Regions from separate parts of the Homo sapiens genome. Here region 2 is linked to region 1. The links are chromatin loops, found by intact Hi-C in ENCODE. Cell type or tissue: PC-3. All regions are shown on one strand. Each heading gives the region's core, and the rest is flanking DNA. Links, peaks and the distances in the headings are about the cores only.

Region 1 (15,683 bases), core at 4,871-12,870:
CAGGGCTGCCGGCCCCCATTCTTGACTACCCTGAAGGGAATTGGCAGATGCATTGGCCAAAAATCACTTAATCTCCCTTCATCCCTAAACGGTGGCTGCTCTCGGACAATTAACGACCCTTTTTTGCAAAGAGCAAAACGTTATGCGTTCACACCTTTCCCTATGGGACAGGACACACAGGCATTTGTCAGAGCCGTGTTGAAATAACTTTATAGGCAAATACTTGGAAAAGAAAGCTTTTGTGGACGTCGATTTTTAGATTGGGCTTTTAAAAAGGGCTATTTGTCAGTGTTTGCTACTTGTACCGTTTCTATTTTGAATCCACAAAAGACGATTCTGTTGACTATTTTATGTTTAGATCTCTCATCCATTTGATTTGTACCAAGGTAAATATTCCTTGTCTAAGATATCAAATTCAGAGGCAGACTTTTACAACAGTCTCCAACTTTAAACATGAATATCAAACTCAGTATTTTTTTAAAAATAGATTTTAACATGTCACATTTACAGCAAGTGAAAATACCCATTTATTTTAAAAATCAGCCAGTAATAAATACTGTTTTTAAATTATGCTATAAAAATTTATGTTTTAAAAACTATGCCACATGCATTGTTCCTTTTTGCCAGTCTAGCAAAATTACTGAGTTGCTAATTCAGCTACTTGGATTTTTTTTTAACATAAATATTATTGTCCTTCAACTTTATAAAATAAAATGGTCTCTGCATCACTTCTTGGTTTCTGATTCAAGAAAGCTCTCTATAAATAAGAATGGACAGGTAAGAGGAACAAGTGCTGCGAACTATATGTCAAGTGGAGAACAACAAAAAGGTCTTTTGAAGTGTTTTGAGCAGGAAACAGCTCAGCCTTTTTAATTAGGAAGCCCACAGCTGGAGGATCTGAGGAGGAGCACACTTCCCTAGTATTTGTGTGTGTGTGTGTGTGTGTGTGTGTGTGTGTGTGTGGGAGGGGGCAGGGAAATATTCTTCAGGTGTTATTATTAAGTCTTTGTATCTTCAAGGGTATATACACCTATAATTGCTGCCAAGTAGTTATCTTTTAAAAATCTTTCAATTTGAGTCTATTTTTGCTTTTAGCTACAAGAATTCTGTGACAAGAATGAGTTAGGTAATGAAGCATCTTTGAAAATAATCAAAAGGCATGAGTATGTGAAATGTCCCATCATTTGGATGTTGAAATGTTTATAACATTATTGTTTTTAATAGAAAGATGTTATTACCCTACATTGTAAGGGTTTCCCAGAGTCTTCATCACTGTTTATTAAAATCATATTGCTTCTATTTGCTAGGAGAAATTCATTCATTTAAAGCAACCAAAAAAACTAACATTTTCCTGATTGACTTAGGAGACCGCTGTAGTAGAAATCCAGCTTAGTTGAGATGTTTAAGTGATACCCAACTACAATGCATATGAAGGGAGTGAGTGTTCTACAAACTCCTTAACAATTCCTATGTAACTGTTTTTCTTTTAAATTTTTTTTAGGTAAAATGAAACTAATGTCTCAACATTGATAAATATAATTTTTTCCCTTCTCTTTCTCTAGATATCAAGAGACAACCACATAAGAGTTTCATAGCTAAACATTTTTTAAAAATCATTATTGGTCATGCAAACTGTTTAGTTTTGTGGTAAACATAATTCTGCTTTAACAATAATAGTAGAGATACATTGAGTCCAGCTCAAATCCAGTAATGAACCGAACACTTTTTAAAACCTTCAAATCATTTTTGTCTTCTGGCAAGTTGAACAAGATTTTTCTTAAAAATTAGATTTCTTAAAAAAATCTGAATTATCAGTAGAGCAGTATGTTTGGTTGTTGTTTTTATTATTACATTTTTGGACCAGGTTATTCCAGCTGTTCCTATGCAAGGATAGTTCATATTTCCCACCTCAGTATTTCTGATTTCTACTGCTTAATGTAATAATTTATGATATATAAATCTTGCCTTTGCAATTAAAATGATTGAGCCAGGAAAACTGTGGAAATATTTGTGAAACAAAGTACAGTATAAGAGACAGAGAGAACATATGAATTGTTTTTTATTATTCATCAACTTTTGAAAGGTCATTACTGATCGGATTAATGCAAATATATTTTGTCATTTTCTTCATGCATTTATGAATTTTCTAGCGCATAATATAGGCTGTGATCATTATTTTCTATCATTTGTAATATATATGAAAAGAAACTATTTTTAAATGTTTAAAATATTGTTTCACTTTGTTATAGTACTTATATTCCAAATAAAAATTCTTGAAAATGTATTAGGTATTATTTTAAATGTGTCACAATGTCAGTTTATTTTCAGTGATTTTTTTGTTATATTCGTATTAAGATTAAACATTTTATTCTATTTTTAAGATTGTTCATAGATTACCTAATTCTATTCAATATCAGATTGTTCATGGAATTAGGTAATAGAATTAAGCAAGAATCCTGTATGAACCTTCTAAATTATGGTATTAAAAATTAACTTTGAAGAGTCTATAGTTGAATCACAGATTTGTTTTCTGGGCAGCACAGTCATAATAAAGTGTATTGACAGCATTATGATCCATCTAAATTCACATTGTTTCAGCCTCTGAAAGATTTGGTTAAAAATTCAGACTCTAGCTTGCACAGCAGGTACTTTTATTATAGAAATTGTGTATTTTTAAAAAATAAATGAGCCGGGGACTTTTGGGGTTTTTTTTTGTTTTTTTGTTTTTTTGCTCACAATTGACATACAGTGATTTAAGCGGGTGAAAGAATTTTTATTGATTTCAAGATTAAGTTTAAACATAGATTCTTATATATGATGGAGTTTTTATTGCTATTTTAAAGATAGGTATTGGGTCAATAATTTCGTATAAACAGATGGTTTCAATTCCCTGAATAACAAAATGCCGGTGGTGCTAAGCCACAGTACATGTTGTGTTTCCATTCTAATGCGACATGTTTATTAGACACAGGTCTTAAACAGTGGCATGAGATGATCCTAGTGGCCCCCTTTTCACTGTATTTTTTCTTTATGTTTTAATATTTACCTTTTCCTTTCTTAATGGCATGTTGTCATTTCCTATTCAACATTCTTGTAAAAGGCTCAAGAGATCTGAGCTTTATGTCAATTATAAACTTCTAACCTTGAAGACAAGCTTTTACACAACTGATAATGGGAGAGAGGTAGACACACTAAAAAGTCTTTCCAAATACTGAGGCTCTTGGAACAAATACTACAGGTTCCATTGCAGCACCTCCAGTTCACTTTAATTATTATTATTGTTATAATTATCAATGCTTTTAGATTTGAAGTGTTTATTAAAGGAGATATAAGGCATTTTCTATGAGTGGGTGGCTGTATTCTATCACGATGTCACCCTGGAGACAGTGCCAAAGTTGTGGATCGCTTATTACACTTCGGTACTGCCAGAGGGAGGAAGACAGATTTAACAAAAGAGAGAGAAAGAGAGAGAGAGAGAATTTGAGTTTTTTGAAAAATTTTTTTTATCTTTATGTTTTCCTTTTTTCTTCTGATCATCTCCTCCCTGATGAGGTTTGAGAGATCAATACATATGTTTACTTTTTCCTTGAAGACTCACATTAATATGACTTTTTTATTCCACCATACACCTGCTTTCTGCCTTTTTAGTATCCTTAATCTTGGTAAATCCTGAGATCTGTCTCTCTCCATCTGTCCATAAACTATGACCCTATGGGGAAGGATCCCATTTAGCTCCTGTATTTTTTGTTGGATGTACACTTGTCATAATCCAAAGAAATATTCATGCCACTTACTGCCCGGTGACTATGTAAAAAGACTCTCCCTCCTTTTCTTTTTTGTTAAAGTGTCTCTTCTCTCTACCCCTTAATTCAGTGGAGCATATGATTTAAGAACAATGAGCCCTTTTTCCCCCCGGCACAAGGGATGTGTATTACTTAATGCACATGAAGGCAGTTGGTGACTCATCCAGTTAAACGTATTATTGTAAATTTGTATATTTAAATTCATATTCAGAGATTCTTTTATTCTGTTGTGAACCCTTTGGCAGGTTCCAACAGCAAGTGTGGCCATTGAGGGGGCATCCGCCCTAAACCGTGTTCGTTGGGCCCAAGCTGGCAAAGAAGTTGCTGTTGGGGACTCGGAAGGCCGTATTTGGGTCTATGACGTTGGAGAGGTACGTGTGTATTTGTGTTGTTGTTACTGTTTTGACTTGTGTATCTACTTTAGAAACCTAGTGAAATTATTAGCAAGAACTTGTAGGCCACAAGGACCCTCTCTAACGTGCTTGTAAATTTCCATTGACTTCAATGCTAGTTTGGCGAGACTTCCTTAGGGCCTAATTTGATCTTCTGTCTCCATGCACAGAACACTTAAGTTAACAATCTAAGCTCCTTTTAGAGTCCTGTAGAATGTCCCATCATCCTGTGATGGAGTGTGGCACTTCCCACTAATTTCATGAGAATGAAAAGTTTAGAGGCTGGGTGCGGTGCCTCACGCCTGTAATCCCAACATTTTGGGAGGCCGTGGCAGGTGGATCACGAGGTCAGGAGTTCGAGACCAGGCTGGCCAACGTAGTGAAATCCCATCTCTACTAAAAATACAAAAATTAGTCGGGCATGGTGGCAGGCACCTGTAATCCCAGCTACTCAGGAGGCTGAGGCAGGAGAACCACTTGAATCTGGGAGGCAGAGGTTGCAGTGAGCCGAGATTGCACCACTGCACTCCAACCTGGGTGGCAGAGAGACTCCATCTCAAAAAAAAAAGAAAAAGAAAAGAAAAGAAAAGTTTGCCAAATATATCATGCTAAAATTGAAAAGTTGAGTTTTGGTTGGTATGTTCAATTAACATATATACTATTTTTCTTTCATTAAAGTGTAGCCAATTGAGAATGTGATTAATTAGAATTTTGTGCCACTTGGTGGTATTCAAATTTATCATATGAGATATATACCTTTCTAGTATGTCTTATTACATGATACACAAAGTATTCCTGAATGTCATGGCATGTAAAAAAGGAAAAAAAAAAACAACTACACCTTTTATTTCAGACAAATCTCCTTGAATTTGCATACGATCTTAATTTAATGTTACATTATCTATCAATTGTACTTAAGATTGTGTGTTTATTTTTACTGTATGAGAAAGTGTTGACCAAAACCTTCATTTCTGGTGAGGTAAGGAACTTTTTCCTTAAAGAAAAAGAAAATATTGAACTTTCAAGCAAAACAAAATAAGAGCGTTATGTAATGCTATTTTGGCATAATATGAATCTAACATTGCATTCCAGGGGGAAAATATACCACATTTGTATGCATAGCATCCTAGACCTAGAAAGTACTCTGTGAGTGCCTGGTGGATGGGTTTAGCTGATCACACTGAGAAGGGTTCTTTATGGTTTCATCAATCAGCATTCTATAAATTTGGCAATCCTAAATGGTTTGTTCTACAATGGAACTTTTGATGACATATTATATACTGCTATATGGTATAGTTGATTATGTTGGAACAAGCTAGACGGTGTTTTTTAAAATTCAGCCAGGAACAAAAACCGAATGACTTTAGAAATGGGAGTTTTCTATTCTGGATGCATAATTCTAAGTAAAAAAAAAAAATCTCTTGCTTTTACTGCATGTTATCTATTTCATTTAACATCCCCTTGACTACTCCTGATACCACAAGCTGAGTTCCAACAGTGACAAAAACTCTGTTAATATTGGCCCCAGTGGTGAAGATGCAAATGGTCTGGTGACTATTGATATAGTCTGGAGTCTTTGGGAAAGAGAATACCCTCTGAGTCGGAAATACCGCCAGTAGTGTTACAGCAGTATTTTTCTTAAATGAGTATTCTTTATGTTTAATGTATCTTTCTCATGGCCCTCATCAAAGTAAAACTAAACAACAATAACAAAAACAGATATTCTTTATTGGTCACTTCCTAAAAAATAAAAAAGAGCAAAGGAGAATGTTAAAAAAAAAAAAAGCCTTTTCTCTCTCTTTCTTTTCTTCCTTTCTTCCTTTCTTCCTTTTCCTTTCCTTTGTTTATAACAAGTGTAATTGTGGGAGAGAAATACACATGAAGACATGCTCAGAGATACAATGGCAGAAAATAGATAAAATTTAAAAACTCTTTGCTCTATCTCCTTTGCATACACATAACGTCCCTTAACTCACTTAAGATTGTATACAATATTATTTTATCCCTCTTTGTTGTATTCTAAAAGGACTGAAAAACAGATTAGTTTAACAATCTGTTTTATATTTTAAAAGGCCTTTTGGAAAGTCTTTATTTTGACTTAAATGTTATATATATACACACTATATATATGCACACACATACATTCATACACACTGTCTCTATGCAATAAGGAAACACAATATGACATATATACAGAATTTTCTGCAATAAAAGTGATTTTACAGCTTTTGGACAGAATTACTTGAATATGACATATTTTGTGAGTAAATATGATTTTACAAAAGTTACTTTGGCTGATATGTGGCTGCTAAAATTTCTTTCTAGGATGCTATCATCATTTCTAAATTGTAAAGTGTTGTTATACTCATATTTGTACTATCGTACTGGCAGGTCAGGCTGGTTTTCATTTTTATGTTATTGCCCTTACTTTTCTAAGTGATATTACAGACTATAGAAATGTCTGCAACTATAGGCCAGTCTCGCCTATTGTCTGGAGTCTAGACAGGCTATAGAAAAATCTCTGTGACATATAATAGGCCAAACAATTTGTAGGGCTGTTTATCCCTACAAATTCACTACCAAGAAAAAGAAAGGATATACTATTTTATTGAGAGTAGGTAATATTACAATCTCTAGCCCTTCTCTGAATGACCGAAAATCAGGATAAGCTTATACACTTGAAGAGTTCTTTAGGTATTGTTTGATCATATACAAAGCAATCTATAGCTCAGAAAAACTCAGACTTAACAAAATAATTGCCTTAACTGTGGTTTTATAAGTATTTTTATAAATTATATTTATTTGGGTAGAAGGGGAACTTTTGTGTTTCTCTTTGTCACCACAAAGCTTTATTCTAAATCGCTGAAGACCTCGTCTGTAGAGGTACAATGTACTAAAAGGAAAAATGACTTCCCTACATCTGAGGCTTAGCTGCAGCCCACTTCTGAAAGAGGTAGATCCCTTAAGGGCAAATGCTGCCATTACTGTGATTACTATAGGATCGTTCACCAGCCCAGAACTGACAGAACATAACTGTGCTTAAAGAGAAGTGCACCCTCTAGACAAGTACCTTCTCAGCCTTCCAAATCACCTAAACTGCGGAAGGCCAGATGGAATGCTTCATGGCAGGGTGGCACATTTGGAATTAGAGGTCTGATCTAAGGCTGGTGCATGACTGACTGCAGGAAGGGTCGTCGAGCAAAGAGCTATTCAAGAAGAAACAAATAAGGTATTGAAGACTAAATTGCCAGTAGGCTCTGCCACCACTACCAATATTCAAAATTGGTTCCCTGGTCCCTATTAAAACGAAACTCATAACCACAGTCATGCTGGCCTTTAGATAGAAAACCTTGCTTTGTAGAACCCTCTAGAAAGAAGACAAAATGCTCTTAGATAAGCTTTGTAATACAATCTGTATTAAAAAGTAGATGGTAGGTTTTTTAGAGCACACAATGTTGGTCCATTTTCCTCAGTACGTTGAATACATGTCTGTGGGAAGACATCTCATATTCATTCTCCCAGTGTTGATTTGAGGAGATTTTTTTTTAGGCTGGGGAGAAAAGAGGGGCCTGTAGGCTAGCTTTTGCCAAGACCTTGTTCCACAAGTGAGGCTGTCTTGAAGAGTATAGGACCTGTGCAATTGCATAGGGCACCGTGCTTAGGGGAGCCCTGAGCTTGGGTCATTGTCTTAAAATTGTTAAAAATTTGTCAGGAAGGAACGCCACATTTTCATTTTTCACTGAACCCTGCAAATTAGCCGGTCCTGTCAACTAGAGTGTTACTCTTAATGCCACTCATGAGGCAAATCAGAAAAAAAAAAAAATAGGCCTTAACCTAGATCATTAGGAAGAAAGAGAAATCTGTAGAAATGTAGTTAAATGGATGGACACACTACAATCTTCTCATTACCTGTTTCTCTTTTTTTTTCTTTTCTTTTTTTTTTTTTTTTTGAGACGGAGTTTTGCTCTTGCCCAGGCTGGAGTGCAATGGCACACTTCTGCCTCCCGGGTTCAAGCAATTCTCCTGCCTTAGCCTCCTAAGTATCTGGGATTACAGGCGCATGCCACAACACCCAGCAAATTTTTGTATTTTTAGTAGAGACAGGATTTCGCCATGTTGGCCAGGCTGGTCTCGAACTCCTGACCTCAGGTGATCCACTCGCCTCGGCCTCCCAAAGTACTGAGATTACAGATTTGAGCCACTGCACCCTGCCTCATTACCTGTTTCTTAAAACTACTTAAAAATGTTTAATGAGAAGGGCCACGACTCTACATTATAAACGTCAAGGTACATATAGAGCTAAAGCCGTACTGGAGATCCCAATTCACCTCCCACAACCCTCTTTTGATCACATCATAATTTTGCCTGAAAATATATTAATAATATAATTTGGGGAAAGATCTCTGAGATGCCTACCCCAGTTGGAGTGGAGCGGGACAGGCTTTCTCTGTCCACACCATTGTTGAGAACTCCCTGAAGAGAGACTGCTGTGAGCACTGATGGAAACATCTCCATTCAAGCCCAGGTAGTCTTGCCTTCCTGTGAGCCCTGGCACTCCCTGATTAGGGCATTGCAGAAAGGGACTCTGGTGTTACCAGTCACTGACAGTCATCTGCCTCATCTCCTGTCCCAGCTGAGGCTGCAGCTGCTGCAGGGAGCCCCAGCTCAGTACCCCCATGACCATGCCTTTCTCTTATTATGTACAATTATCCTCTATGACTTTTAAGATGATAGCAGAGAGCACAGTGGCTTGAATCCAGATTTAGTGGTGCAATTTATTATGAACTTCTGAAGGGGTAAACACAGGATTGTGTATGAGCTCACTGAAATCACCAGACTGAGTTTGTCCATCTCCCTTTTTTTTTTCTTTTTGTTACATTTAAATGACAAAGACATGAGTAATATCCCACAGCCTATGACTCAAGAGGTAAAATATAAAACAGCAATGTTTTCAGGTAGGTCACATGATGCTGTGTTTATATAGCACACATTTTTGGTTGTTTGATTTCAGCATTATATCTGGAAAATACACTGTACACATTTATTTTCACAGATAGGGGTCTATTTTCTTTGCAGAGCAGGTGCTGAACTCCCATTAGCATAAATGGAAGTTATGCGAATCTGAATCTGACAAAAGACAGAGAAGACCCCTTTTTATTATTTGGCTATAATTTTTACTCTATTTGTGCCTTCAAAAGTTACTTACATAGACAGTGGTTGCATGCACCATTTAAATTTTCTGAGATTCAAAATTAAAAATGAGCCTAGCTTCTGAATAAGTTTTGAGAAATCTCCAAACTATGGCTTGCAATTTGTTTGTTTTGGATTGTAGGAAGGATTCCATTCAATTAAATGAAACATGGGTAGGATAATAAGTCAAAAATTAACTATTAATATACCTGAAAACAGAGCTATTGTTGGATTTTTTTTCAAATGATGTATGAACACACATTTTAAAGAATTAAAAATAAAAACGACTCATTGCCATGTCTCCATTACTGAAGAGCAAGCTTTTCTATGCATATAGAGCTGACTTCAACAGCACATAGGCCAGTATGTATAGAATTATTCACGTGTCCTGATGATTGATAGCCAGCCTATCTACCTGTCTTTCTTGCAGATGTGTTTTATAGAAAGCCCACCGCCATTGTTAAGGCTTCAGTGCTGTCACACAGATGCAGCTGTCATAAATATCCCCTAACAACTATGTTTGCTGCTTATCTGAATTAGTTAGAATGCTGTTTGCAGCTCCAGTTTTGAAAGAAGCAGTTTATCTTCCACCTCCTATTATTTCTTTTTCCATTAACCTCTTCCAGGGAAGATTTTGTTTTCAGTTGTGATAAATTCACACAGGTTTCAAATCCCTGATTATATTTTACAGTAGTCAAATGATAAAATTACAGAATCATTTTCAGCTCAAAGTAGGATTTGAAGAATAAAATGGAAACTTAAAAACCATGGTTTGAGAGACGGACAAATCTTATCCTAGCTTTATTGATTTGGTATCCTATTCACTAGTTACCTAAGAAAATATGCATAAATCTTTAAATTTGAACTCTGAACTTTGATAGCATTTCAAATAGCTTGTTTGATACGACTATTTGGGGGCCAAAAGAATAGTATTCATTTCATTACAAATTTCAATAAGTATAATACATTTGACATTGGATATATGGGCTTTGAAAAATTCTTGGAAAAGAAAGATGTGGGTTAACATGAGAGATCAAATGTAACACTGCCAAAAAAGTAAAACATGATTTTAAATGTCCATTTGAATATATTTTAAAGCCAAAACGAAAAATCAAGAGAGAAAAGTTTATTTGTAACGCCAACAGGAAGAATGGCCTACACAATATATTTTAGAATGATGGTCAAGGTGTTACATGTAAGAACTGTTAACAAGTGCCTCAAATAGTTTCATAGCCAGCAAGAATAAGAATAAAAAAAAGAGATTCAATGGGCCATTTTTTTATGCTTTCAACAGTAGTTTGATGTAGTGGCATGTGATAAACTGGAAGTACTGGGAGCTAAAAAGGGTTTGAGTAACACAAAATAAATACAATACAATGATGATTTTTAAGGGGAATCACACTTAGGCAATAATAGTGTACTTTGTGGAACTCCTTCATGTTTTCCAGTAATACAGGGCCTACATCAATTCTCCATAAGCAGCCTGTGCCTTGAATATAAATAATTCTCCTCCTTGAGGAAGTGGGCATACGAAACACAAAATTGAAAAGTTAAACTTAGATTTGGGAGGTTAATTCAAACAAGAGTCCCTTAATAAAAAGAACTGCATTTGCAATCAGCCAGTTTTAATAACCGTGCTTTATGAAGGCCTTTGTCCCCTGAGCAAGGCAAACCTGATTGCATGGCTCGGTTTTTGCAGCCTCCAGAAGAGCACAGTTGGTCTCAGCTTAGCAAGATCCAGGTATGATCATCTGAATCACTGGTGTTTCTCATTAAATGAGTGTGGCCATTAATTTCCTAGATTCTTGAAGGCCTTTGCAAGTACTGGCTTATTCTTAGGTGGATAAACAATATTATTTTCTTTAGCTGATACCAAATACTTCCTTTGATTTTCTCTCCTTGAAAAAGAAAAGACTTAGGCGTAAATTCTTCCAGTGATACCAAACATCCAGATAAAATGTGAAAATCCAAATACCTGGTTCTGTCGATAACATCTAGATAGCAGTTGATGGCATAAGAACAAAGCATCAAGCTTTTCAACTGGATTTTTCAGTTTTTACTTGAATTTTTAGTGTTACAGCCCCAATGCTGTGCTATTAAGTCAAGGGGCACCAAGATATATTTGCATGGGCAGATTTGAGATGCTAATAAATATAATTATGTAAAATAAGCCACTTTGAAATAATATATTAATTCATTTGTCATAACAAATTATATGTATTTGAAATTAAATATTTTGGGTAAAATCTATGATTGTAATTTTGGTATTAACTTTATTTCTTCTGGGAAAAGTGCTTAATTTAAAAAAGAAAAGGCGCAATTAATTCCAATTAATGTTGTAAGTATTCATCTTATAGTACGTGTAATAGCTGTGGCTTTCACTTTGATAATTATATATGTAAAAGACCATGATTAAACTAATTATTATATAAATAGTGTGCTTATTCAGGTAGCATTAGTATATGAAAATGGACTTATAGGATTAATATCTTCTCAAGCAAATGTTTTTTCTGAATTGAAAAGAAATACTTATGACTTCATGTATTATGGAGTAGTTGATTCAATGAAAAGAAAGCCCTAATATCTAATATTATAAACAGCAAATTAATGTGTGTATAGTAATTTCAAAATTCAATGAAGTTCATATATTCTCATTTTGGTGATAAATGATCTATGAATATAAACCTTCTGAAAGAAGAACCAGTTTGTATAACTAATCATCTTCATGATTCTTCTGTGGTTTCAAACTGTCATCTTCAATGGCAGTTTGGATTATGAAGCAGTTGTTAATTATAGTGTTAATTTTTTTATGGCTGACAAAATTGTGTTTAGTTCTATAATTTCAAAATTGCTAAATTTTATCTTGAAAAATTGCTGCTTAGAGCAGTAGCCTCAAATCACAGCTTTAAAAGCTAAATGTGAAGTCTCTCCAATCATCTGTGAATCGAGATTAACCCGGGCCTGTACAGAATGGAGTTGTTTCTTACATGTGTATGTGTGCTACTGTTGGCATATCTAAAATATAATACATAATCAAATATCTGCTTATTCATGTTTCCTGTGTAAATATTTATACACCACGTAGGTCGGACTTGAAAAGCGAGGAAGTGAATGAATCATTATATTTCACTTTCAAGGAAAGCTTACATGAATTTTTGAGAATGTCAGCTATCAGAACATCTTTTAAATTTTAAAGCATGAGTTACTTATCATTTAAGAAATATCCAAACTGCTAACATTGTAAAAGCAATTTCATACTTTTAACCTAGTAGATAAATCAGTGGCCCATTTCTAAGCTCTTTCTCCTAATAGTCAACCAATAGTTTCTCAATTCAGATTAAATTTTTTATTTGTATTGGTCTCAGCATTAAGGTCCCTTAGATAGAAAGTGAACATAAACTAATATTTTCAAAGTGAATAAATAAATAAGAAAGTGAACACCTTCTAGTATGATTTAAAAAAAAAAAAAGTTACCCTTGTGACTTAAAAAAAAAAATTCAGATTGTCAGCCCTCCCTTGATTATCACATTCCTCAGCTTCTTTTTTAACCTTTGGAAGACCACATCCACAGAATTGTACAAAAAGTGGTTATTTGACAATTGTCTATTAAAACACAATAACCCAGTCTAGCAAAGTGCCTGGCACAAAATAGGCACACAATAAATATTTGATGGGTGAATGAATGATTCACATGTGAAAATTTGAGGAAAAATTAAGGGAAAGCTTAATTGTTTAGAGCATTCAGGATGTAGCCTCCAAGTTGGCTACAGATTGATGCACAGGAAAAAAATTACTTAACTGTAGTTGCACAGAAAAGGATATTTAGAAAATATCTTTAGAAAAGAGTACTTACCCTTCCCCCCAATCTCTTTCCCAGTTTCCCTCCCCTCCTGTGCTTTTAAAAGTGAGCAGTTGGCCACTAGTGTAATAAAAGCATAACCGTTGATTCAAACAGTTGTCAAACCACTGGAAAAATGCTTCCTTTTCATTGTGCTTTTTTTGGACACTATAGATATGGTAAATCATGAACTGCGTTATAAAAATACCTCTTTTGTGCCCAAACATTCAGTAGGAGGGAATGACATTTCTTTTATTACCTTGGTAAATGTTTTTAAGGTGTTTAGCAATAAGCCTTCTTTTTGTCAAAACTGCTTAGACGCAGTGGTTGCTAAGAATTTATTAGAAAACCTATAGTTAATAATATCAAGAAAAGAAGGGATATGTGTTTAGTAGCTAATATGACAGTTGAGCTTGTGTAGCACATGCTTTTGCTTTTTCCTACCATTTTCTTGATCTTTTGTGTTATGGAAAACAAGTTATTCATGTTTAGAAAGTTTATTTTTCATTATTGCCCATCAACCAGCGTTTTTAGCATTTTCTCCATCTTTTGGGCAGAGAAATAGATTGTTCCAAATAGTAGGGAAAAAAATAAGGCGAAAAGATTTCTGAGGAAAGAAGGATGATAAGATTTTAATACAAATGTGAAGAAGACTATTCATCTTTAGGTCTTTGTGAATTAACTCTTTCTTCGGATATTTGTTGTTGTTGTTGTTGTTGTTTTGTTGTTGTTTTTCTTCCACAGGTAAAACCTTCAGAATGTTGTCATGCTTCCTATAATGCTAAATTTTAACATGAAAAATATTTTACATGTTACTTTCTTAAGATAGTGTTTAAGGAGAAGGATATATATTTCCTTCTATATTCGCTGGCTTATTGAAATTGATAGAGACCCATATTTGTTACTATTTACTTGACTTTTATGTCCTACTTTTATTTCTTTCCTTAATTAGGTGGTAATGGATTTTTTAAAAAGTGTTACTGTAAAAAAAAAACGTGGTAAAAATAGTAAAAATAAACCACTCCTTTAAAGATACAAGGGAAGAGACCTTTGGCAGAGAGGTCTGAAGCTTCATGGGTGGATGAGGGTTCCCTTAGATGGGATTTCCAGATGAAAAGAAATTAAAAAACAATCAAATACCATCTGACCACCATAGGTAAGAATGTTGCTTAATTTTACAGAAATTTGTACCTATTGACTGGTAATAGCAGACTGTGCTGTACAGAGACTAATGTAACTCCTACTTTGTCGACTTCTTTGAAACTGCTCTAAATAAGTTACATACCATATATCTTTTTGTGGTAGAACACTGTAGTATATTTACACCCTCTGTATATTGCATTCTAACTTGGAATTCTGGTCCGTGGTTTCATCCATTGTTAGCTGCGATGCTAGACTCTCCCGGGAGTTAAATACAGTGGGGCTGTATTTATGTGAAGCGGGTATGCTTGGTCGTTCAGTGGCTGTTTCATTGCATATTACCTCCCACTTTGCTCCCATCTGTGTGTGTGGTAAAGGGAATTGTCCTAAAAAATACAGGCTTCCTCTGAACACAGACATGTATTTGTATACCAGTAAGTCAACAATCTCCTGAATTTGGGTGCCATTAATAATTGTCCTTTTTAAAAGGCTTTTAGAGCTTAGAGGGGGTTAGCAGTCGTTCTGTGGAAACCGATGTACATTTCCACATTTTCTGTAAATGCATTAAAAAATAATGTGTATTAAAGTGAAAGGAAATCTGTAAGATATCTTTTTAACAGAAAACTTTAATTTTTAGATTAATACAGAGATGAATTGTCGTGTATCTCTTGGAAATCAATGGTTAACATGATAGTCTCACACACTTTTTAAAATTACTTCATCTAATTGAAAAATTACAAAGAGGCTGATGAGCCACACATCCATGGAATATTTATCTTGAAACCTAGAGTCCTACTCACTTAATGTCTTGGCCATACTTCATGTATCTGAGAAACCAACTGAAATCAGAGCGCTTTTCTAACGTCTTAATTATGCAAGATTTTAAAAAAAGAAAACTAAAGTAAGCAATACCTGAGACAGATATTTTTACTATGAAAAATATTGCACTGGGATGGTGAAAGTTACTGCAGATAATGCAGCTATTTAAAATTATTATAGCTGCAATTACTAAAAAATGAGGAAGGTTTGACTGAGAACTATTCAAAATAGTTATTAGCCATGTGATTATAAAAAGGAACACATGAATGATATTTGCATGTTTAACCCTGGTTATAAAAAGTCATTTGATTTTTTTAACAGCATGTACAGCAGTTACAAATCCTTACAACTTTAGGTAAAAATGAAGAATCCCACTGTGGAAAGTGCCACAAGGAAAGAGCTGGATTAGGATGTATTAGTCACATGTGAAAAATAAAAAATATGTATGTGCATGTCTACATATGTGTGTGGATGTGTATAGTTACAATAAATACTTATATT
Region 2 (15,683 bases), core at 4,348-12,347, 460 kb after region 1:
CAATAGTATATAAGCATTTCATTTTCTCTTCAGCCTCGCCAGCATCTGCTGTTCTTGGACTTTTTAGTAATTGTCATTCTGACTGGTGTGCAGTGATGTCTCTTAGTGGTTTTTATTTACTTCCTCTGATGGTTAGTGATGCTGAACGTTTTTTATATATTTGTTTGCTGCTTGTATGTCTCCTTTTGAGAAGTGTCTGATCATGTCTTTTCCCACTTTTTAATGGGTTTTTTTTTTTGTTTTTTTTTTTTTTTTGCTGAATTGTTTAAGTTCCTTATAGATTCCGAATATTAGACCTTTGTTGGATGTATTATTTGCAAATATTTTCTTGCATTCTGTAGGTTGTCTGTTTACTATGTTGACAGTTTCTCTTGTTGTGCAGAAGCTCTTTAGTTTAATTAGGTCCCACTTATCAATTTTGTTTTGTGGCAATTGCTTTTGAGGTCTTAGACATTTCTCTCCCAAGGCCCATGTCCGGAATGATGTTTTCTAGGTTTTCATCTGGAATTCTTATCGTTTGAAGTTTTATATTTAAACCTGCAATCTATCTTGAGCTAATTTTTTTATATGGTAAAAGGTAGGTGCTGTTTCATTCTTAAGCCAGCTGTCCCAGCACCATTTATTGAGTAGTGAGTCCTTTCCCCATTGCTTATTTTTGCCAATTTTGTTGAAAATCAAATGGCTGTAGGTGTATGGCTTTATTTCCGGGTTCTGTATTCTGTTTCATTGGCCTATGTGTCTTTTTTTTTTTTTTTTTTTTTCCAATAGCATGCTCTTTGGGTTGCTGTGGCCTTATAGTGTAGCTTGAAGTTGAGTAACGTGATACCTCTGGCTTTTTTATTTTTGCTTAGGATTGCTTTAGCCATTTGGGCTCTTTTTTTGGGGGAGGGGGTTCCATATGAATTTTAGAATTTTTTTTCTAATTATGTGAAAAATTACATTGGTAGTTTGATAAAAATAGCATTGAACCTATGGATTGATTTTGGCAGTATGGCCATTTTAACAATACTGATTCTTCCAGTCTATGAGCATGGAATATTTTTCCATTTATTTGTGTCATCTATGATTCCATTTAGCAGTGTTTTGTAGTTCTCCTTGTAGAGATATATCACCTTATTGGTTACATATATTCTTAGGTATTTTGTTTGTGTGGCTGTTGTAAATGGTATTGTATTCTTGATTTGAGTCTTGGCTTGAATATTACTGGTGTATAGAAATGCTGCTGGCTTTTGTACATTGATTTTATATCCTGAAACTTTACTGAAGTCTTTTATCAGCTCTTGCAAGTTTTGGCAGAGTCTTTAGGGTGAAAACCCTATTATCTTGATTTTAAAATAGGAAAAAGGACACGAACTGATGATTCATAATAGAAAACATGCAAATGGAAAATAAAAAATGATATAATTTAATCTCAGTACTAATAAAAAGCTTTGTTAAATAAGTAGATAGCATTATTTTTATCTTTGAAATTGGCAAAATTAAAGAAAACACACATGGTAATATTTAATGATAACGAGGGTGTAGGAACTGGACATTCATATATGGTTTGTGAGAGTTTAAATTGCCACAAATTTTGGGGGAAATATGAATAATATATATATCAGGATCTTCATAAACTCAAATATCCTTTATTTAAGTTAGGTCAATTCATATGGACAAAGATCTGTATACCACTGTTATGAGAGCAAAACAAACAAATAAAACAATGGCAAAATTACCCTACAATGTAAATTTTCAAGAATATGGAAAGGATTGCATTTTTAATTTTTATGTTGGGATGTTATATAGCTTTTGAAAATTATGTTTTCAATGATGACATAAAAATGCTTACAATACAATGTTAAGATGAGGTGGAGAGGTGGGAGTGGAGGATGGGAAATGGATTTTTTTGTGTGTGTACAGTTACCTCTCCACATTTGTGGGTTCCACATGTGTGTATTCAAGCAGTCAGATCAAAAATATTTGCAAAAACAAATTGTGGACATGTACAGACTTTTTGTGTCATATTCCCTAAACAATAAAGTATAACAACTATTTACATTTACATTTTATTGGGAGTATAAGTAATCTAAAGGTGATTTAACATATACCGGAGGATATGTATAGGTTATATGCAAATACTACACTGTTTGATATAAGGCACTTATATATTCTGAATTTTGGTATTTGCAGGGGTTCCTAGAACCAATCCCCCATGTATACTGAGAGACAACTATACATTCACAAGCACATGCTAACAGATAAAGAAATATATATATATGAAACTGTTTACTGTTTAGTCCAATGTTTCAAATGTCTATAAAATAAATATATATTTTTTAACAATAAATCTTTAAGTGCAAGTTACATTGTTTCTTGTTTTCTGTCAATGTGAATTTGAAAATTTTCTTAATTTTCTATTATCACTTTTTTCTAAATATAGTAGTTTATGTATCATAGCATTAACCTAAGGAAATAACTTACTCCTAGCTCCCATATTCTGGATTCATCAGGTTTCTGTTCGGTTTTTTAGAATTTCTTAGTAACCTTGTTGCATTGACTACCAAATACATGCAGACTTGTGATTGGAAACAGAATATAATCAATGAATCAGAAAATCCACATGCTTGGTGGTAGCAGTAACATTTCATTGCTTTGGATTTGCATTTGTGATCATAACCCTTCATTTAGCTAAGAAGCTACCAGGGCCAGCTGGCACAACCTGTGCATTCACACTGGGCCCCATGCTTGGCTTAGTGCTCTATGATCACCATCTTGAAATTCTTAATTTCTAAGCAGGAGTGTCCCACAAATTATATAGCCAGTCCTGAGTTTTACAAATTAGTTTAAATTCTGGAAGGGGCCAATGGAGAACCAATCCCTAGCTAAGGTGGATTCATGAGCCCATCAGCGTTAAAACATCACAGAGAAATGAAAATCTCTTAATGTTCTTAAAGGCCTCTAGGAAAACACAATTCCACAACCACTTTTGCTAGCCTGTCCTTTATTTCATAATTTCTAGTATTATAAATTTTGCATATGTTTAACACAAACATCTCAGTTCCAAATAAACTTAATTTTTTAAAGTTTTCATCTCTAATAACAGAGAATTATGACACATCAGTTGTAGCACTGAGCACCTACTATGTTTCTACCTCTGTAAAATTTGTTAATATCTACCCTGCTTTTTTAAATAGGATTTTTATAAGGATCAGATGAACATAATATAATTATAAAGCGCTATAGAGAAATAAGCTATTGCTTAAATAACATATCTTTGTTTTCTCATTATAGATGTTTAATAAATTCCTTAAAAATAGTATTGATTATTCTCTTACTTATAAACTATCTTTAATGTTTAATGTTACTGAATATTAGCATACAATTGACACTTAAACAACATGGGGGTTAGGAGTACTGACCTACCTTGCAGTTGAAAATCCACACATAACTTTTGACCCTTCCAAAACTTAACTACTAATAGCCTATTATTGATCAGAAGCCTTATCAATAACATAAACACTTGATTAACACATATTTTATATATGTATAATATACTATATTCCTACAATAAACTAAGCTAGAGAACAAATGATATTAAGAAAATCACAAAGACGAGAAAATATATTTACTATTTATTAAGTGGGAGTGAATCATCACAGAGGTCTTCATTCTCATTGTTTTCACATTGAGTAGGCTGAAGAGGAAGAGGAGACCTTGGTCTTGCTGTCTCAGGGGCAGCATAAGCAGAAGAAAATTCAAGTTTAAGTAAACCCATGCATTTCAAAACCCATGTTATTCAAGGGTCAGCTGTCTTTTAAAGGCTTATTTATGATCCCTTACTCGTAACCACTTCTTCATAACTTACCATTGGCTCATTCTCTTGTAAAGCCTTCCCTGACCCCATGGAAACCTCTGGATTTGAGGAGAATCAGGAAGTGGATGCACCCCTTTTTAGGTTCTTCCACTCATGGTATTTGGGGCTTTTGTTATGATCCCAAAGAAAATCTGACTCCCAGGTCCTGGGGTTGTGGAGTTGTATGGGTGCTATTCTTTCTTTGAACTGATATTTCAAAAATTTTGTCCCATGTATTCTAACTTTCTTACTAATTTTATTTAAAGAGGAGTAATGGTTCATAGTTTTTAAGGGGGACACAGAAAGATTAAATGAAGGAAATCACAAGCTGCTCAGAACGCCAAAGGAATTGAGAGAAGCAGTTCCTAAAGCTGAAGTAGTAAAACTCAACAACTTGCTAAAACATTCCATATGAGGGGAAAAAAAAAATTTAAGACCAAGGAATTAGTGTGCTGCCAGCATAGAGATTATTTGTTAGCACTTGGCTAGCACTAAGTTTTATGTATTGCTAACAAGATGCTGATAACATGGTTTCTGAAAGATTTTCAATGCTTGGCAAATACGTTTATTCCTTAGTGTTTTATACTCAACATTTTCAGAAAAATCTAGGTTTCTTAAACATATATCCCAGTTATTTTAGCGTTATGCATAGAGCCCTGAATTTTCACTATTTAATACACATTCCAAAGACTATCCATATTTGGCCCATACAGATAAATGCAAACAATAGGATGGATGTTTCCATCCTGTGCTGTAAATCCTCCAGCTTAACATTTTGAGTCTGGACAATAGATATAGCTGAAAAAAGATTTGGATCCAAATTGTCTAGCTTACATTCCCATAGTTGATATAGCAATGCTATCAGCTGAGGAGTTTGAAGAGCCTAAAAGATTCTCTTCCTCCTTCCTTCAGAAATGGTGCTGAAGAATGAGACCTAAGAACCTAATTTGCTTGCATATTTGTACCCCATCCTTTGAATCAGCCTGTAAGCTAAGCAGCTGCTCTGCAGGCTTCTCTGTTTCTCTGAGAAGAATCTTGCTCTGATTTCTTGGAGAGGGGGTTGCTTCTTAGCCAAACCTGCCAATCATGTTGAATCTTGAAGCGATCAATGAGGCAAATTCAGATAAAGAGAACCCAACAACTGCCAAGACTGATCGGACACCTACTGCTAAATGTTGGAGATTCAAAGATGAATAAGATGATTCCTGTCTTTAAGGAACTCACCATCGGAGGGGAAGAAAATATGTAAAGAATTACAGTAAAATTTAAAAATGCTACACACAGTTCCTCATCTTGAACTGAATACACACTCCTCATACTCTCAAACCAATTGTCACATACCTTCTTTTGCTTACACAAGCATCTCTAGAACTTGTGAAGTAATACAATCTTTGAAAAATATTTATATAATCCTCCACATCTTTCACATGAAGAAAATGATGATCATTTTCAGTACCTACCTCTTATGTGTTGACAAAAACCAGCAGAGTTCTCACAAGTATTTCTGGATTTATGTTTAGGTTTGACTAATTAATTGAGCAGGAGAAAGAAGGATTAGTCACTATATAGTTATACAATTCATCAGCAATTTCAGGGCTCCATTAGCCAACACTGGAACATTCCACCGGCACGATCTTCATGAGGATATTGAACAGGTTTTATTCTGTGATTTGTTTTGGAATGAAATTCTACTCACCCTTCTTTGTGAATGAATGCTGTTCAACACAATTTAAATATTTAAAAACAGCATTGAGGGTGTGAGCTGTTGTTTAAGGATAAACTGTCATGCTTCAGCCTAAAGCACATTTTCTCAGTGGTCATTATTCTATACCTAGTTGATTAGAAGCCAAGGAGTTTGTCATCACTGGTAGCCACCTACCCATCATGATGGAAAAAGCATCATCCTTTCGGTTGTAGCTGGCATGAGGACATATATGTATCACATGGGGAACCTGCAAATTCTCTAATGCAGATTGCAGCTGAGAATGCAGAAATGTGAGCTTAGACTACAAGAACAGTGGAAGTCTTTTCTGAACACCTGTTTGTTATTGAGACAGCAATTACTGTATAGTTGAGAGGGAAACCAGGGAAGACACCCCAAACGACTGCAGCTTGAATTTTTAAGCTGAGCCTATATAAGCATATGCATTTTAGAATTGATGCTTCTTATATCTCCAGTGTTGATGTTTCCTTCATTGATGGTCTAGAGGACATTTAGGAATCTCTGTCAGCAAAACAGATCCTTTAAAATTTCTTAGGCTAAAGATAGTCTCTTAAGTATGAATAGGGGGTTGTAAGCTTTGATTATGCTTTGCTTTATCTGCGAAAAATCCTGGGAATGAATAGAGTATTGTGGTCAGTTTAGTCCCATGCCATTCATGGTCCAAAGGCAAAAATGTAGTGTTGTCACATTTGAAAAGTGGCATATGTTTTCCTGGTAATTACATCTTATATGTTTACTATTCAAAAAATGCAGGTGTGGGTTTTTGAACAGTGTCCAATGACAATGTGCCTGACTGGCAGCAGTTCCTAAGTGAGTCATGTTTCACTGTCTGTCGTTTTTTATAACTGTTTTCACCACTAATTTGGTTCTCTGATGCAGTGTGCAATTAGTTCTATTATGAAAGCAGCTGTCTTCAGTTTTACAATGGCACTTTCCCCTTTGGCTTGCACAGAGCTTGTTGTGGTTCTGCTGATGTGATGATAGGAGTTGTAAAGTGGTACCTAGATGAGCCGCACTGGGCCCGGATCTTCCCTGTACACAGGATTCTTGCTTACTCACTGCTACTCTACTGCTGTTTCTCCCAGCTCAGTTAAAAAGAGGGTCACAAATTAAGTTGCCCCTTGTAAGACGTGTACTGTAAAGATTGGTGACCAGGCCATTTGTACCACTGGAATCCTGTTGTTTATAAAAATTATATTTGAAAATGATGTATTAGGTCAAAGTTGAGATGGGGAGGTACACTGGGCAAAAAATAAAAAAAGGATTGTTGTGTTTGGTTCACTTTCAAACATGAGGTATGATATTTAAGATTCCAAATGAAGCCTGAATGCAGCAAATGCCAGTATATGAACAATAAAAAAATTGAACATAATGTTTGTAGTTAGTTATAATATGCTTTGGATTTTCCTGCTCTCTGAAAGAACATCCTATTTTCACAGGAGTTTCCATGATTTTCGATTCTTAATCCCAAGTCTCTTCTGACATCCAGAATTCTCCAGGAGACCTAGAGCAATGACCATTCTGAGCCCATCTTTCCTAAGAGGAGCCAATAGTTTGAGCTTTCCCTTACAAGCATAATTCCCTATTAATATCTTTAGAACATTGCTACTCAAAGTATGGTCCCCAGACTTGGAGTAACACATCATCTGCAAGCCTGTTAGAAAACAGAATCTATGGCCCCACCCCAGGCCTACTGAATCAGAATCTGTATTTTAACAAAATCCCCAGGAAATCTATATGTATACTAAATTCTGAGAAACCCTACTTTAGAACTGTATTATTTGCTCCCAAAGCCACAGCTATGTCTGAGAACCTGACTGCTACTTATTAGTGATTGTTAATGAAAATCACTGAATTTTACTGAATTTAGAGAACTTGTGATCAACCGAACTATCTGGTTCTTTTAGTTTTTTTAATTGTCCTCTTCTCCCTTTTTAAAATATAAACTCTTTGAGCACAGGTACTTTCCCCGTTTTGCCCATTAAAGTATCTGTAGCGAGTAGAAGAGTGCCTACCGCATATTTAGCAATCAACAAATATTTGTTGAGCTGAACAAGTGAACAAATGACTCATTATAAATAAAATATGTGCTCAGCAACAGAAGCAGATCAAATTCCATAATCCCATGGGGTTTACTCAGAACCTTAGCACATCAGTGCCTGGGGCAAGAGGTGAGGCAGAAATTGAGACAGGGAGCGCATGAGTTCAGAGCTCGTACTGTATTGATAGTCACAGAGGACACCTGGGCTGTCTAGGGAAGAAGTGGCAGCTCTGAAATTTTTTCCCCTGATATTTGGCAAGTGGCAGGGTTATGAGTCTTGCTGGCAAGAGGTAATCCACTCCAGTTGAATCAAAATCTTCCTTGAGAATACTATCCCACATATGCTGTTGGAAAAGCAGTAAAAGGGGTCCAGGAACATGAGGGTTGGTAGAGTGACCAAATCTTTCTAGTTTGCCTGGGACTGTCCGAATTTTAGGACTGGTAGTCTCACATCTCAAGAAGCCCCTCAGTCCCCGGCAAACTGAGGTGGTTTCCCTACTTGAGTGTTTGCCATAGCACCATGTCTGCTGAGAGCCCCTGCCAAAAAGGCGGAGGACTTGGGGCCTTTGACAGACATTTAGATTTTTAGGGCACTTTCGTGATCCAATCAAGAATGTCCAATAACAGAAACTTACCTTGAGGCAGATCTCTTATGTTCATCCAGTGGCTTAAATCCCACTAATTTCATAAAAGCGTTCTTTAATTTTGTCTTTAGATTAATATGAGCAGGGACAGACTTTTTCCACACAAGAGGATGGCTCACTTAAAAGCACCATCTTACAAATCTTAGTTTTGTACTCTAAAGGTGCTAATATTTGAATTGTCTTGGAGGTACACTGCTCTAGGACCTGAGCCATACCTTGTCAGACATGCTTTTACACATTAGAGCCACATGGGTTATTGCCTTAAGTATTTCCAGATATAATTTGACTGCCATTTCCAAATGTTCTTATTTAGTTCTTTTTTTCCCTAAAAACAAATAAAAAGATGGACAGGGTGGGGTGGGATTGTGGCATTATAAAACCAGGTCCAGATTGTTACATTGTAAAGTGCTTTAGTTTGATGAGAATGCTTTTACCTATGCACAATAGCATTTCGGCTATGTAACTAAATGGTATTACTTAATGGTTTAATTTATAAATAGAGTTTCACACTTTTGCCATGAAGTTACTGTCATGGTGGTCAGTGGTCACTATTTAAAGAACATGGGATTGTTGGAAGCTGGACTTTCTTGAATTAAAAATTAGGTTTTTATTAATATAAATGTCTAGGGTTTAAATATTTTAATTTATTCATTAAAATAAGTTCAGCAAGATAGTATAGAAAGTTTGAGAAATAGTGAGGGAAAGTCGTTTAGTACAACTGTTCTATTACAACTGTTGTAATACAATTCTTTAAAATACTATTGTCTCATAGAGTTAATACAGAAAACACTGAATATGATACATGGTTATAATTGAAAAAGGCTAAACAAAGCTATTCCCCAGACTCATGTTTAATTGTTTAACATACCTGAGTGACTTTAGAATAGCTAAGTACTATATTACTGAGCACTTGATAATGGCAAATGCAATTACCAACTGAAGTGCATTAATATTTTCTGAACTGCATTTATTATTTTGATTGCAAAATCGTTTATGATTCCATTCATAAAGCATGATTTTATTATTTGCACTCATCTGTTGGACACTCTTGTAGGCTGTGTTTTCTTGTATTTACAGCAATATTCTTAACTGTGATATTGCAATGTACTGGTATGTCAGAATCAATTATGAAGTGTGTTGAAAGAAGTTATAACTAGCGATAAGAAAATAGTCCAAAATTTACAAATTATTTGCTTTTAAAAATAAATTAGAGTAGCTCCAGATTATCCAAGTCTTTTTATTATGCTGTGCTTCCTTGAGTGAGAGGAAAAAGGAAAGGGTTTAAGTTAGTAAGGCAGGATCAGCTATGCCCTGCCTTCTCTGCTTTTGTACAGCAGTCTGAGGAGTGTGACACACGGGAAAGTAGAAAAATATTAAGAATGATTGGCCTATGCGATCAAAAAGGAAGAATCAGGATGCAGGAAAATTAGGATATTGTCTACAAAATTCAGTTCATTCCTGTTTTGAAGTGTAATGGAAAGAAGAAACCCTTGCACTAATATTCATTCAGAAACAGGTATTAAGCATTCAACAGATACTATGTGCATCAGTTCAGGTCCTCTGAGAAACACTCACCAAGAAGAGATAGACATGCAAGAGATTTATTTGAGGAAATGCTTATGAAGAATAAAAGGAAAGGAAGTAGGAATATACAGGAGAGCACTTAAGACAATGCAGGTCTGACACACATGAAAGGAGAGAGGGAAGAGGGTTAGATAGGAAAGACTTTGACAACAGTACAGTTTTGAGGAAGTTTTGGCCACGTTTACCAAAATTCATTGAGCATAATAGGTTGAATGGTGCACCCTTCCACCCATTCCCCTAAAGATATGTTCACCCGAGACCTTGAATGTGACCTTATTTGGAAAAGGGCTTTGCAGATATAATTAAGGTTCTCAAGACAAGATAATTCTGTATTATCCAGGTGGGCCCTAAATCAAATGATAAGTGTCTTTATAAGAAGACACAGAGGCCGGGTGCAGTGGCTCATACTTGTAATCCCAGCACTTTGGGAGGCCAAGGCTGGTGGATCACTTGAGGTCAGGAGTTCAAGACCAGCCTGGCCAACATGGTGAATGAAACCCTATCTCTACTAAAAAATACAAAAATTAGCCAGGCATGGTGGTGTGCACCTGGAGTCCCAGCCATTCAGGAGGCCGAGGCAAGAGAATTGCTTGAAACTGGGAGGCGGAGGTTGCAGTGAGCCAAGATAGCACCACTACACTCTAGCCTGAGCAAGAGGAGTGAGACTCTGTCTCAAAAAAAAAAAAAAAAAAGAAAAGAAAAAAAAGAATTACATACACACAGAGGTCATGTGAAGACAGAGGTAGATGTTGCAGTTATAAGCTAAGGATCAACAAGGACTGCTGGCAGCCACCAGAAACTAGGAAAGAAGCATGACATGGATTCTCCCCTAGAGCCTCTGGAAGGAACCAGCCCTGCCAACACATTTATTTCAGACTTCTGGCCCCAAAGCTGTGTGATAGACTATATTTCTGTTGTTTTACGCCACCTAATATGCAGTAATTTGTTATGGCAGTCACAAGAAGCTAGTACACAGAGTTGAGGTTGCCCCTCGCAGGAGTCTCACATCCCACAGGAATGGTCCAGTGCCAGCACTCTGTCATGTTCGTCATTAGTGGGGAGTAGCCCAGGGGAAGCGTGGCCTCACCATGAAGGTGGTAGTACATTCAGAGGGGTGGGAGCTGGGGCTACCATTTAACTACACTTCCTACAGGAGTTTCTCTCTTTTTTTTATTATACTTTAAGTTTTAGGGTACATGTGCACATTGTGCAGGTTAGTTACATATGTATACATGTGCCATGCTGGTGCGCTGCACCCACTAACTCGTCATCTAGCATTAGGTATATCTCCCAGTGCTATCCCTCCCCCTCCCACCACCCCACAACAGTCCCCAGAGTGTGATGTTCCCCTTCCTGTGTCCATGTGATCTCATTGTTCAATTCCCACCTATGAGTGAGAATATGCGGTGTTTGGTTTTTTGTTCTTGCGATAGTTTACTGAGAATGATGATTTCCAATTTCATCCATGTCCCTACAAAGGATATGAACTCATCATATTTTATGGCTGCATAGTATTCCATGGTGTATATGTGCCACATTTTCTTAATCCAGTCTATCATTGTTGGACATTTGGGTTGGTTCCAAGTCTTTGCTATTGTGAATAATGCCGCAATAAACATACGTGTGCATGTGTCTTTATAGCAGCATGATTTATAGTCCTTTGGGTATATACCCAGTAATGGGATGGCTGGGTCAAATGGTATTTATTTCCAGTTCTAGATCCCTGAGGAATCGCCACACTGACTTCCACAATGGTTGAACTAGTTTACAGTCCCACCAACAGTATAAAAGTGTTCCTATTTCTCCACATCCTCTCCAGCACCTGTTGTTTCCTGACTTTTTAATGATTGCCATTCTAACTGGTGTGAGATGGTATCTCATTGTGGTTTTGATTTGCATTTCTCTGATGGCCAGTGATGATGAGCATTTTTTCATGTGTCTTTTGGCTGCATAAATGTCTTCTTTTGAGAAGTGTCTGTTCATGTCCTTCACCCACTTTTTGATGGGGTTGTTTGTTTTTTTCTTGTAAATTTGTTTGAGTTCATTGTAGATTCTGGATATTAGCCCTTGTCAGATGAGTAGGTTGCGAAAATTTTCTCCTATTTTGTAGGTTGCCTGTTCACTCTGATGGTAGTTTCTTTTGCTGTGCAGAAGCTCTTTAGTTTAATTAGATCCCATTTGTCAATTTTGTCTTTTGTTGCCATTGCTTTTGGTGTTTTAGACATGAAGTCCTTGCCCATGCCTATGTCCTGAATGGTAATGCGTAGGTTTTCTTCTAGGGTTTTTATGGTTTTAGGTCTAACATTTAAGTCTTTAATCCATCTTGAATTGATTTTTGTATAAGGTGTAAGGAAGGGATCCAGTTTCAGCTTTCTACATATGGCTAGCCAGTTTTCCCAGCACCATTTATTAAATAGGGAATCCTTTCCCCATTGCTTGTTTTTCTCAGGTTTGTCAAAGATCAGATAGTTGTAGATATGCAGCATTATTTCTGAGGGCTCTGTTCTGTTCCATTGATCTATATCTCTGTTTTGGTACCAGTACCATGCTGTTTTGGTGACTGTAGCCTTGTAGTATAGTTTGAAGTCGGGTAGTGTGATGCCTCCAGCTTTGTTCTTTTGGCTTAGGATTGACTTGGTGATGCAGGCTCTTTTTTGGTTCCATATGAACTTTAAAGTAGTTTTTTCCAATTCTGTGAAGAAAGTCATTGGTAGCTTGATGGGGATGACATTGAATCTGTAAATTACCTTGGGCAGTATGGCCATTTTCACGATATTGATTCTTCCTACCCATGAGCATGGAATGTTCTTCCACTTGTTTGTATCCTCTTTTATTTCATTAAGCAGTGGTTTGTAGTTCTCCTTGAAGAGGTCCTTCACATCCCTTGTAAGTTGGATTCCTAGGTATTTTATTCTCTTTGAAGCAATTGTGAATGGGAGTTCACTCATGATTTGGTTCTCTGTTTGTCTGTTGTTGGTGTATAAGAATGCTTGTGATTTTTGTACATTGATTTTGTATCCTGAGACTTTGCTGAATTTGCTTATCAGCTTAAGGAGATTTTGGGCTGAGACAATGGGGTTTTCTAGATATACAATCATGTCGTCTGCAAACAGGGACAATTTGACTTCCTCTTTTCCTCATTGAATACCCTTTATTTCCTTCTCCTGCCTAATTGCCCTGGCCAGAACTTCCAACACTATGTTGAATAGGAGTGGTGAGAGAGGGCATCCCTGTCTTGTGCCAGTTTTCAAAGGGAATGCTTCCAGTTTTTGCCCATTCAGTATGATATTGGCTGTGGGTTTGTCATAGATAGCGCTTATTATTTTGAAATACATCCCATCAATACCTAATTTATTGAGAGTTTTTAGCATGAAGGGTTGTTGTATTTTGTCAAAGGCTTTTTCTGCATCTATTGAGATAATCATGTGGTTTTTGTCTTTGGCTCTGTTTATATGCTGGATTACATTTATTGATTTGCGTATATTGAACCAGCCTTGCATCCCAGGGATGAAGCCCACTTGATCATGGTGGATAAGCTTTTTGATGTGCTGCTGGATTCATTTTGCCAGTATTTTATTGAGGATTTCTGCATCAATGTTAATCAAGGATATTGGTCTAACATTCTCTTTTTTTGTTGTGTCTCTGCCCGGCTTTGGTATCAGAATGATGCTGGCCTCATAAAATGAGTTAGGGAGGATTCCCTCTTTTTCTATTGATTGGAATAGTTTCAGAAGGAATGGTACCAGTTCCTCCTTGTACCTCTGGTAGAATTCGGCTGTGAATCTATCTGGTCCTAGACTCTTTTTGGTTGGTAAGCTATTGATTATTGCCACAATTTCAGCTCCTGTTTATTGGTCTATTCAGAGATTCAACTTTTTCCTGGTTTAGTCTTGGGAGAGTGCATGTGTCCAGAAATTTATCCTTTTCTTCTAGATTTTCTGGTTTATTTGCGTAGAGGTGTTTGTAGTATTATCTTATGGTAGTTTGTATTTCTGTGGGATTGGTGGTGATATCCCCTTTATCATTTTTTATTGCGTCTATTTGATTCTTCTCTCTTTTCTTCTTTATTAGTCTTGCTAGCGATCTATCAATTTTGTTGATCCTTTCAAAAAACCAGCTCCTGGATTCATTAATTTTTTGAAGGGTTTTTGTGTCTCTATTTCCTTCAGTTCTGCTCTTAGTTATTTCTTGCCTTCTGCTATCTTTTGAATGTGTTTGCCCTTGCTTTTCTAGTTCCTTTAATTGTGATGTTAGGGTGTCAATTTGGATCTTTCCTGCTTTCTCTTGTGGGCATTTAGTGCTGTAAATTTCCCTCTACACACTGTTTGAATGTGTCCCAGAGATTCTGGTATGTTGTGTCTTTGTTCTCGTTGGTTTCAAAGAACATCTTTATTTCTGCCTTCATTTCGTTATGTACCCAGTAGTCATTCAGGAGCAGGTTGTTCAGTTTCCATGTAGTTGAGCGGTTTTGAGTGAGATTCTTAATCCTGAGTTATAGTTTGATTGCACTGTGGTCTGAGAGATAGTTTGTTATAATTTCTGTTCTTTTACATTTGCTGAGGAGAGCTTTACTTCCAAGTATGTGGTCAATTTTGGAATAGGTGTGGTGCGGTGCTGAAAAAAATGTATATTCTGTTGATTTGGGGTGGAGAGTTCTGTAGATGTCTATTAGGTCCACTTGGTGCAGAGCTGAGTTCAATTCCTGGGTATCCTTGTTGACTTTCTGTCTCGTTGATCTGTCTAATGTTGACAGTGGGGTGTTAAAGTCTCCCATTATTAACGTGTGGGAGTCTAAGTCTCTTTGTAGGTCACTCAGGACTTGCTTTATGAATCTGGGTGCTCCTGTATTGGGTGCATATATATTTAGGATAGTTAGCTCTTCTTGTTGAATTGATCCCTTTACCATTATGTAATGGCCTTCTTTGTCTTTTTTGATCTTTGCTGGTTTAAAGTCTGTTTTATCAGAGACTAGGATTGCAACCCCTGCCTTTTTTTGTTTTCCATTTGCTTGGTAGATCTTCCTCCATCCTTTTATTTTGAGCCTATGGGTGTCGCTGCACGTGAGATGGGTTTCCTGAATACAGCACACTGATGGGTCTTGACTCTTTATCCAGTTTGCCAGTCTGTGTCTTTTAATTGGAGCATTTAGTCCATTTACATTTAAAGTTAATATTGTTATGTGTGAATTTGATCCAGTCATTATGATGTTAGCTGGTTATTTTGCTCGTTAGTTGATGCAGTTTCTTCCTAGTCTCAATGGTCTTTACATTTTGGCATGATTTTGCAGCGGCTGGTACCGGTTGTTCCTTTCCATGTTTAGCGCTTCCTTCAGGAGCTCTTGTAAGGCAGGCCTGGTGGTGACAAAATTTCTTAGCATTTGCTTGTCTATAAAGTATTTTATTTCTCCTTCGCTTATGAAGCTTAGTTTGGCTGGATATGAAATTCTGGGTTGAAAATTCTTTTCTTTAAGAATGTTGAATATTGGCCCCCACTCTCTTCTGTCTTCTAGGGTTTCTGCCGAGAAATCCGCTGTTAGTCTGATGGGCTTCCCTTTGAGGGTAACCCGACCTTTCTCTCTGGCTGCCCTTAACATTTTTTCCTTCATTTCAACTTTGGTGCATCTGACAATTATGTGTCTTGGAGTCGCTCTTCTCGAGGAGTATCTTTGTGGTGTTCTCTGTATTTCCTGAATCTGAATGTTGGCCTGCCTTGCTAGATTGGGGAAGTTCTCCTGGATAATATCCTGCAGAGTGTTTTCCAACTTGGTTCCATTCTCCCCATCACTTTCAGGTACACCAATCAGACGTAGATTTGGTCTTTTCACATAGTCCCATATTTCTTGGAGGCTTTGCTCAT

What was found. Hi-C counts contacts between places; a loop is a spot of excess contacts. Peaks named below come from ENCODE experiments on the same cell type or tissue, not always from the same donor. Only the 100,000 strongest peaks of a DNase experiment are listed, where the experiment ranks them.
Region 2: it touches region 1 in a loop (5-fold over the local background); 2 of 110 quality-filtered maps call a loop at or near these places.

Annotation. Positions count from the first base shown.
Region 1 is chr7:96,076,315-96,091,997 of GRCh38, forward strand. DYNC1I1 (dynein cytoplasmic 1 intermediate chain 1) reads left to right here. Exons shown (of 17, transcript NM_001135556.2): 16 at 4,049-4,174. Among named protein-coding and RNA genes, the nearest start is that of MIR591, 140 kb to the right of the region's middle. RefSeq lists an enhancer at 1-70. In PC-3, for the core only: no CTCF peak of the experiment used is centred there; DNase peaks (open chromatin) are centred at 9,047 and 12,447; H3K4me3 peaks cover 692 bases; H3K27ac peaks cover 2,165 bases.
Region 2 is chr7:96,541,205-96,556,887 of GRCh38, forward strand. It overlaps a transcript of SEM1 not described here. Among named protein-coding and RNA genes, the nearest start is that of SEM1, 160 kb to the right of the region's middle. In PC-3, for the core only: no CTCF peak of the experiment used is centred there; DNase peaks (open chromatin) are centred at 6,417 and 7,697; H3K27ac peaks cover 1,866 bases.